Linked DNA regions of Homo sapiens: all the other regions are linked to region 1. Evidence: chromatin loops called from intact Hi-C (ENCODE). Cell type or tissue: GM12878. All regions are shown on one strand. Region 1 has its middle 8.9 kb from the start of GTF3C6. Region 2 overlaps CDK19 (cyclin dependent kinase 19). Region 3 overlaps SLC22A16 (solute carrier family 22 member 16).

Region 1 (2,500 bases):
CGCCTCCCAGATTCAAGCGATTCTCCTGCCTCAGCTTCCCAAATAGCTGGGATTACAGGTATGCACCACCCCGCCCAGCTAATTTTGTATTTTTAGTAGAGACAGGGTTTCACCATGTTGGTCAAGGCTGGTCTAGAACTCCTGACCTCAGGTGATCCGCTGCCACAACCTCCCAAAGTGCTGGGATTACAGACGTGAACCACCACGCCAGCCAAGTGCTTTCTTTTGAATTCAAGGCCTTCAAAGACGGTAATTCCAGTCTTATTTCTAACACTACATTACTTTCTAGCAAACTGGAATACTTTACTTAGTGTGTTCTCAATATTTAATTGAATCTGATTGTTGGCAGGTGGTGTTGACGTCTACTGTCATCTAGCACAGTGGTTCTCAAAGCGTGTTCCTTAGACCAGGGCATCAGAATCACCTGAGACCTTGTTAGAAAGGCGTATGTTCGGCCGAGCGCAGTGGCTCACGCCTGTAATCCCAGCACTTTGGGAGGTTGACGCCGGCGGATTGCTTGGGCTCAGGAGACAAGCCTGGGCAACATGTCTCTACTAAAAATACAAAAAAAATAGCCAGGCATGGTGATGCATGGCTACTCAGGAGGCTGAGGTGGGAGGATCACTTGAACCCAGGGAATGGAGGTTGCAGTGAGTAGAGATCGCACCACTGCACTCCAGCCTGGGTGACAGAGTGAGACCCTGTCTCAAAAAAAAAAAAAAAAAAGGCATATTTTCTGTCCTCTCCTATATCAAACCTGCTGAATCAGAAACTCTGGGGGTGGGGCTTGAGCAGTCTGCATTTTAATTAGCCCTCCAGCTGATTCTGATACAGCTGAAGTTTGAGAACCAGTCGATTAACATTTAGTTTTCAATCTAAAACAGAATAAGATACATTTTTAAAAGCTCGTATTGTCCTTAAATGGAATATAAACTACTACGTAAGTGTAAAATGTTGATTTTTAAGACAAAGTGAGGTGGCACACAGTTGTAATCCCAGTGCTTTGGGAGGCTGAGGCAGGAGGATTGCTGGATCTCAGGAGCTCAAGACCAGCTTGGGCAGCATAGTGAGACTCCATCTCTACAAAAAAATTTTTTAAATTAGCCGGGCATGGTGGCATGAGCCTGTAGTCCCAGATACTGTGGAGGCTGAGGTGGGAAGATCGCTTAAGCCCTGGATATCAAGGCTGCAGTGAATTATGATAGCGTTTCTGCACTCTAGCCTGGGGGACAAAGCGACCTCCTGTCTCTAAAAAAAAAAAAATTCAAAAACAAATAAAAAAAAGAAAATGTGTTCTAAAAGAACAGGTTAAACAATTTTTAATTCATTTGTCTCCTCCTAGTGGCAGGCTTTTAAATATAGAGCACAACACTTGATTTTTCAGAAATCATATTTCTGAAATTTTTCATGATTCTTTTTTTTTTTTTTTGAGACGGAATCTCACTTTGTCGCCAGGCTGGAGTGCAGTGGTACAATCTCAGCTCACTGCCACCTCCAACTCCCTGGTTGAAGCGATTCAAAGGCTTTTACTGATATGGCAGGGTAATTTATGGAGACACTAATACCCTACATTCTCCCCCTTTATCCCTTCCAAGCAGGCAGGTAGGCAGTTTGTATTTCTTTATCTGTGATGTTTAAAAGAATGGAAAGCTGGCTGGGTGTGGTGGTTCATGCCTATAATACCAGCACTTTGGGAGGCTGAGGCAGGTGGATCACTTGAGGTCAGGCGTTCGAGACCAGCCTGGACAACATGGTGAAACGCCATCTCCACTAAAAATACAAAAAATTAGCCAGGCCTATTGGCTGATGCCTGTAATCCCAGCTACTTGGGGGGCTGAGGTAGGAGAATCACTTGAACCCAGGAGGCAGAGGTTGCAGTGAGTTGAGATTGTGCCATTGCACTCCAGCCTGGGTAACAGAGCAAGACTCTGTCTCTAAATAAATAAATAAATAAATAAATATTAAAAAAAAAAAACTGAAGAATTAGCCAGGCATGGTGATGCATGCCTGTAGTCCCAGCTACTAAGGAGCCTGAGACAGAAGGATTGCTTGAGCCCAGGAGTTCCAGTGAGCTGTGATCACCCCACTGCACTACAGCCTGGGCAACAGAGCAAGACCCTGTATCTAAAACAAAAAATAAAAACTACAGGAGGAGATGGAGATTTCCTTAGGCTGGGAAAGGACTGGTGTGTCTCTTCTCTCCCAGCAGTGTCCTGAAGTAGTGCCAAGACCTAAGAGGCTAGCCTCAGAAAGGCCTGCTCTAAACTTCAGGGTTTCCAAACAGCAGGGATTCCCATGCTTTACTGAAACATAGTGCCTGAAATTGAAGGGTCTGTGTGGCTTCAAGAACCATGGGAATCTCAGTAGTAACCAATATGGATTAAAGACTGGAGAGGCCTCTTCAAATACTATGCCTGATCTGGGAGTGTAAAGGAGAGGAAATTGAGATTAAATTTTCCTGCCAGCTTGATGTGACAGGGGCTCAGAGTCAAGCTTAATT
Region 2 (2,500 bases), 330 kb before region 1:
TGAAACACACTTTGAATTTCTGCTTAAAAACCTAGGACATCATTATATGCTCATTAACATTCTAAATCACACACTCACCAGCACCATGACAGTTCCAAGAACATCCATATTTGGCATAAAAATGGGTGGCACCACAGTTCCAAGAAATCTCCCCCTTTTTCCAGGAATTTTCATGAATATTCCACCCTTTGGTTAAAGAAACCCATAAAGATAGAAACCCAAACCAGACTGCATGACTCTCTATTCATTTATTTTTTTTCAGATGGAGTCTCACTCTGTCACCCAGGCTGGAGTGCAGTGGCGCGATCTCGGCTCACTGCACCTCTGCCTCCCAGGTTCAAGCAATTATCCTGCCTCAGCCTCCCAAGTAGTTGGGATTACAGGCTTGCACCACCACAACCAGCTAATTTTTATATTTTTAGTAGAGACGAGGTTTTGCCATGTTGGCCAGGATGGTCTTGAACTCCTGACCTCAGGTGATCCACCCGCCTCAGCCTCCCAAAGTGTTGGGATTACAGGCATGAGCCACTGTCCCCAGCCAGATTCTCTCTTGCGTATACCCACACTCCCCTTTCTTGAGTTGTGTACTTTTCCCTCTGCAATAAATCTCCATACTTTTGCTATTTTTGACTCATCCTTTAATTCCTTCTCCCGATGGTGTTAGGAGCCTGGACACAGGGTGGGGTTGAGGTCCCACCAGCATCTGGGGACCTCCCTCAGCCCACTGGTATCAAAGTTGTATGCCTTTCTGTCCTGATAAGTAAGCAACAAGGAGGAAGGGGCTCCAGGTGGGGAAAAACAATGAACAATTGTTCTGAGACACTGCTAGTCACAAACAACTGGTGGGCACAATGACCTCATTTGGCACATAGCTCCCTCCCGCAAGACCCTGTAAAACTTCCTTCCAGCCCCTGCTCTTTGCAGACAGCCCCTCCCTCTGCTATGCTGTCTGTTGCAACAACATGTTTTCATACATTCTGTAATAAATCTGCCTTTCTTTACCCAGAACTCTTAGTAAAAACCTTGACTGCCTGAGACACTGGCCCTAGCTAGTCACACCCATGACATTTTCTCCAATTAACCTGCCTTTTGTGAGTTGATTTTTCAGCGAACTTTCAGAGAGTGAAAGGAAAGTTTTTCCCTTGGCCCCTAGATGGTGTATGAGTTGCAAGTTCGGTGTAATGGGACACCTGACTGCCCCTCATGCCAGTCTCTCCAACTAAATAGCTGTATCTATTCATTTAATAGATATGTTGGAAGGTTTATTATTTTTTTCCACAGACATCAGGACTCAGCTATGAAAGGTTTATTTTTAAGTCAACAGAACAATATGGACATAGAAAAGCATTTCAAAGAATGTTTGAATTTGGGGAAAAAAAGAAATACAGTAATCTGTCTATAATTGACTACAATTGGGTGACAAAGACTCTTTCCTTTGACAAAAACTGCAGTCAGGCTGCTCTCAGGCAGTCAAGGTTTTAACCAAGATGGTTTTGGGTAAAGAAAGGCAGGTTTATTACAGAAGGTATGAAAACATGTTGTTGCCTGGGGCAGCACAGTAGAGGAGGTGTTGTCTGCAAAGAGGCTGGAGGGAAGTTTTACAGGGTCGTGTTGGAGGGAGCTCTGTGAGTCTTCTGCTTGACTAGGCCTGACCTTGGGCTTTCCTCTGTCCTTGGAGAATCCTGTTAGAGCAAGAATCTTGCTAAGTTGGCTTGGCAAAAATCCCCCACCTTTAAAAGCTTATTACCCAGGCCTCCCTTCAGCCTAATACTATGCAGTCAGTTTAGCCAGAGACCTTTTATCCTGGATGTTTCCTCTTGGTAACTTTCCATCCACTGATCCCCACCCTGCTCTTTGGCTATACCTCTCCACTTGTCATGTAGGAGTCTGAATTGAGTCCAGTCTTCCTCCCCAACTGCCAGCCCCTGTTGCAGTGGTCCCTTTATGCACTAACATGGCCCCGCCTTGAATAAAGTCTGCCTTACCAACTTTAACAAGTGTTTAGGCAAATTATTATTATTTTTTAACACAGGTTAATATAATTCAATCAGACACACAAAGATGAACCAGTATATAGTAAGCATTTGTTGCTCATATAATGGAGGGGAAACAGATTTTATAACAAAATTCAAATATGCTCATGCTACTACCCAGCTAGCAAGCTGTTTTTAGTAGATCAAACTGAAGCCTAAATTTGTTTAATTGGAACCAAGTGGAAGTATTATGTACTCTTCTGCTTGCAGGGATATTCTGAAGAGAAGTTTTTCAGAGTAGTTGTGTGGAAACACATTAGTTTGTTGAGCTATTCAAAATGTGAAGGCAGTTTATGCAGCTATTTGTTATGTCTTTCTTGTTAAAGTTTCTCTTTATTGCAGTTCCTTATCAGTGAGTTTATGGTTCCCTTGCCAGAGGTTTTGTTTTCTATTATCTCTATCCTATGCACTCATCTGCAAGAGTTCCCGGAGGGACTGTGGTTCTAAACTTAAAACAAACAAAAAAA
Region 3 (2,500 bases), 490 kb before region 1:
CCCAGTAGGACTCCAAACATAAATAGGGGCTGGATCAGCATTGCAAGCCATTTTCGGTCACAGACCAGGTTCCACTGGGTCACCGCAGTGCTTTTCCATGTGTTCTGGTCATATATGTAGCCATCCACACAAGGAAACTCTTTCTTACTGCCAGTGTATTCATAGCCCAAACTCGATGTGTTCTCCCTCTTATTCCTGCTACACCTTGAGAGCTCCCAGATCTCACCATTCTGCAACTGCACCGTAACATAATCTTTCTGGCCTGAAGACAACAGGGCCCCGGTGTCCTCCAAACTCCAATTAGAGTGATTATGGAAAACAACCTGACTCACATTGCCTGGGGGCCTGCAGACATGATGAGGGGTGACTCCCATGAACACAGAAGCCAAGTAGTGAATACCACAAGAGATGTTCTGGAAGGCACATATGAAATAGAGGACTCTCTGGAATCTGCAAGAGAAGAAAAGCTAATTATTATATCTGGTCTATAGGCTGAAAAAGAACATAAGCAAATTTGAAGGGTCTCCATCATGTTTATCTTAACATATACACGAATGGATAAATATAGAAATAATTATAGACATATTTATATCTGTGGGTTAGTATATATACATATATTACTTAGCTCCATCTACTGAGAAGGCCTAGAAGCAATGACATCCCAAGAGCAGCAAGCACACCCATTGCCCAGATCTTAGTTTCTAAATACCATTCTCCAATGAGAGGAGCCAGAAAAAGTGGCTGATTCTAAAGCCAGGAAAAGAAGAATACAAAATAAGCCTGGAATATCTTACAATACCATAAAGTAAGGAAATACTCAAAAAACAAAAGGATAAGGGCATATGAAAGGGGCCCAAGTAGCAACCTGAAAAAGTTCCCAGTGGCCAGCTGTGGGTGGCAAGCCACCCAGGTGCCGAGGCAAGAGACCGAGCACGAGCTGTTCCATATAATAAAATATATAAAATAACAAGAGTTATGCTAGATATATATAGATCATAGACATGATTATATATAAGTATCACCAATCATTAGTTTGTAGTAATTACTCTTTATTTCAATACTATAATAATCCTAGCTCTACAACCATAACCTAAGAAAAACCAGGCCATACAGAGACAGGAGCTGAAGGGACATGGTGAGAAGTGACCAGAAGACAAGAGTGTGAACCTTCTGTTATGCCCGGGTAGGGCCACCAGAGGGCTCCTTGATCTAGAGGTAATGCCAGTGTCTGGAAAGATGCCCGTTACCAAGCGGACCATGGTCTAGCAGTAGCGTCAGTGCCAAAGAAAAGTACCCGCTACTTAGCAGACCAGGAAAGGGAGTCTCCCTTTCCCCAGGGGAGTTTAGAGAAGACTCTACTCCACCACCTCTTGTGGAGGGCCTGACATCAGTCAGGCCTGCCTGCAGTTATCTGGAGGCCTAACCATCTCCCTGTGATGCTGTGCTTCAGTGGTCACGCTCCTGGTCTGCTTTCATGTTCCATCCTATACACCTGGCTCTGCCTTCTAGATAGCAGTAGCAGAATTAGTGAAAATATTAAAAGTCTCTGATATGCAGAAATAATGGCATAAGCTGTCTCCTCTCTCTCTCTCTCTCTCCCCGCCTCGGTTGCCAAACAGGGAAGGGCCCCCTGTCCACTGGACACGTGACCCACGTGACCTTACCTATCATTGGAGATGGCTCACACTCTTTACCCTGCCCCCATGTCTTGTATCCAATAAATAACAGTGCAGCCTGACATTCAGGACCACTACCAGTCTCTGTGTCATGGTGGTAGGGGTCCCCCAGGCCCAGCTGTCTTTTCTTTTGTCTCTTTGTCTTGTGTCTTTATTTCTACGATCTCTCGTCTCCACACATGGGGAGAAAAACCCACAGACCCTGTAAGGCTGGCCCCTACAGCCAGTTGGAAGCTGAAACAATTTGAGCAACAAAATAAATGGCATAGTATATCCCAAAGCATAAAATAAATATACATGAATTCATACTGTGTGGTTAATTTTATGTGTTAACTTGACTGGGTTAAGGGAAGCCCAGATAGCTGGCAAAACATTATTTCTGGGTGTGTCTGTGAGAGTGTCTCTGGAAGAGATTAGCGTATGAATCAGTAGACTAAGTAGAGATCACCCTCACCAGTTGAGGTGGGCATCATCCAATCACTTGAGGGCTTGAATAAAACAAAAAGGTGAAGGAAGAGCAAATTTATTCTCTGCATGAGCTGGGACATCCATATTCTCTGGTTCTCAAATATCAGAGCTCCTGGTTCTTGGGTTTTTGGAATTAGATGAAGACTTACACCAGGCCTTCAGTCTGGGACTGAATTACACCACTAGCTTTCCTAGTTCTCCAGCTTGCAGATAGTAGGTCATGAGACTTCTCAGCCTTTATAACCATGTAAGCCAACTCCTATAATAAGTCTCATATATGTGTGTGTGTGTATGTGTGTGTGTGTGTGTATCCTATTTGTTCTCTTTCTCTGGAGAAGCCTGACAAATACAATACA

What was found. A loop is a pair of places that touch in the nucleus more often than their neighbours do. Peaks named below come from ENCODE experiments on the same cell type or tissue, not always from the same donor. Only the 100,000 strongest peaks of a DNase experiment are listed, where the experiment ranks them.
Region 2: it touches region 1 in a loop (2.4-fold over the local background); 2 of 110 quality-filtered maps call a loop at or near these places.
Region 3: it touches region 1 in a loop (5-fold over the local background); 2 of 110 quality-filtered maps call a loop at or near these places.

What each region holds. Positions count from the first base shown.
Region 1 is chr6:110,948,548-110,951,047 of GRCh38, forward strand. No RefSeq gene overlaps it. Among named protein-coding and RNA genes, the nearest start is that of GTF3C6, 8.9 kb to the right of the region's middle. RefSeq lists a silencer at 1,379-1,673. In GM12878, a CTCF peak has its summit at 1,328 (motif pointing left); no DNase peak of the experiment used is centred here.
Region 2 is chr6:110,617,893-110,620,392 of GRCh38, forward strand. The region is part of intron 12 of CDK19 (cyclin dependent kinase 19); the gene reads right to left. Among named protein-coding and RNA genes, the nearest start is that of SLC22A16, 140 kb to the left of the region's middle. In GM12878, a CTCF peak has its summit at 1,165; a DNase peak (open chromatin) is centred at 1,149.
Region 3 is chr6:110,456,568-110,459,067 of GRCh38, forward strand. It overlaps SLC22A16 (solute carrier family 22 member 16), which reads right to left. Exons shown (of 8, transcript NM_033125.4): 2 at 1-450. Among named protein-coding and RNA genes, the nearest start is that of SLC22A16, 19 kb to the right of the region's middle. In GM12878, a CTCF peak has its summit at 1,205 (motif pointing right); a DNase peak (open chromatin) is centred at 1,192.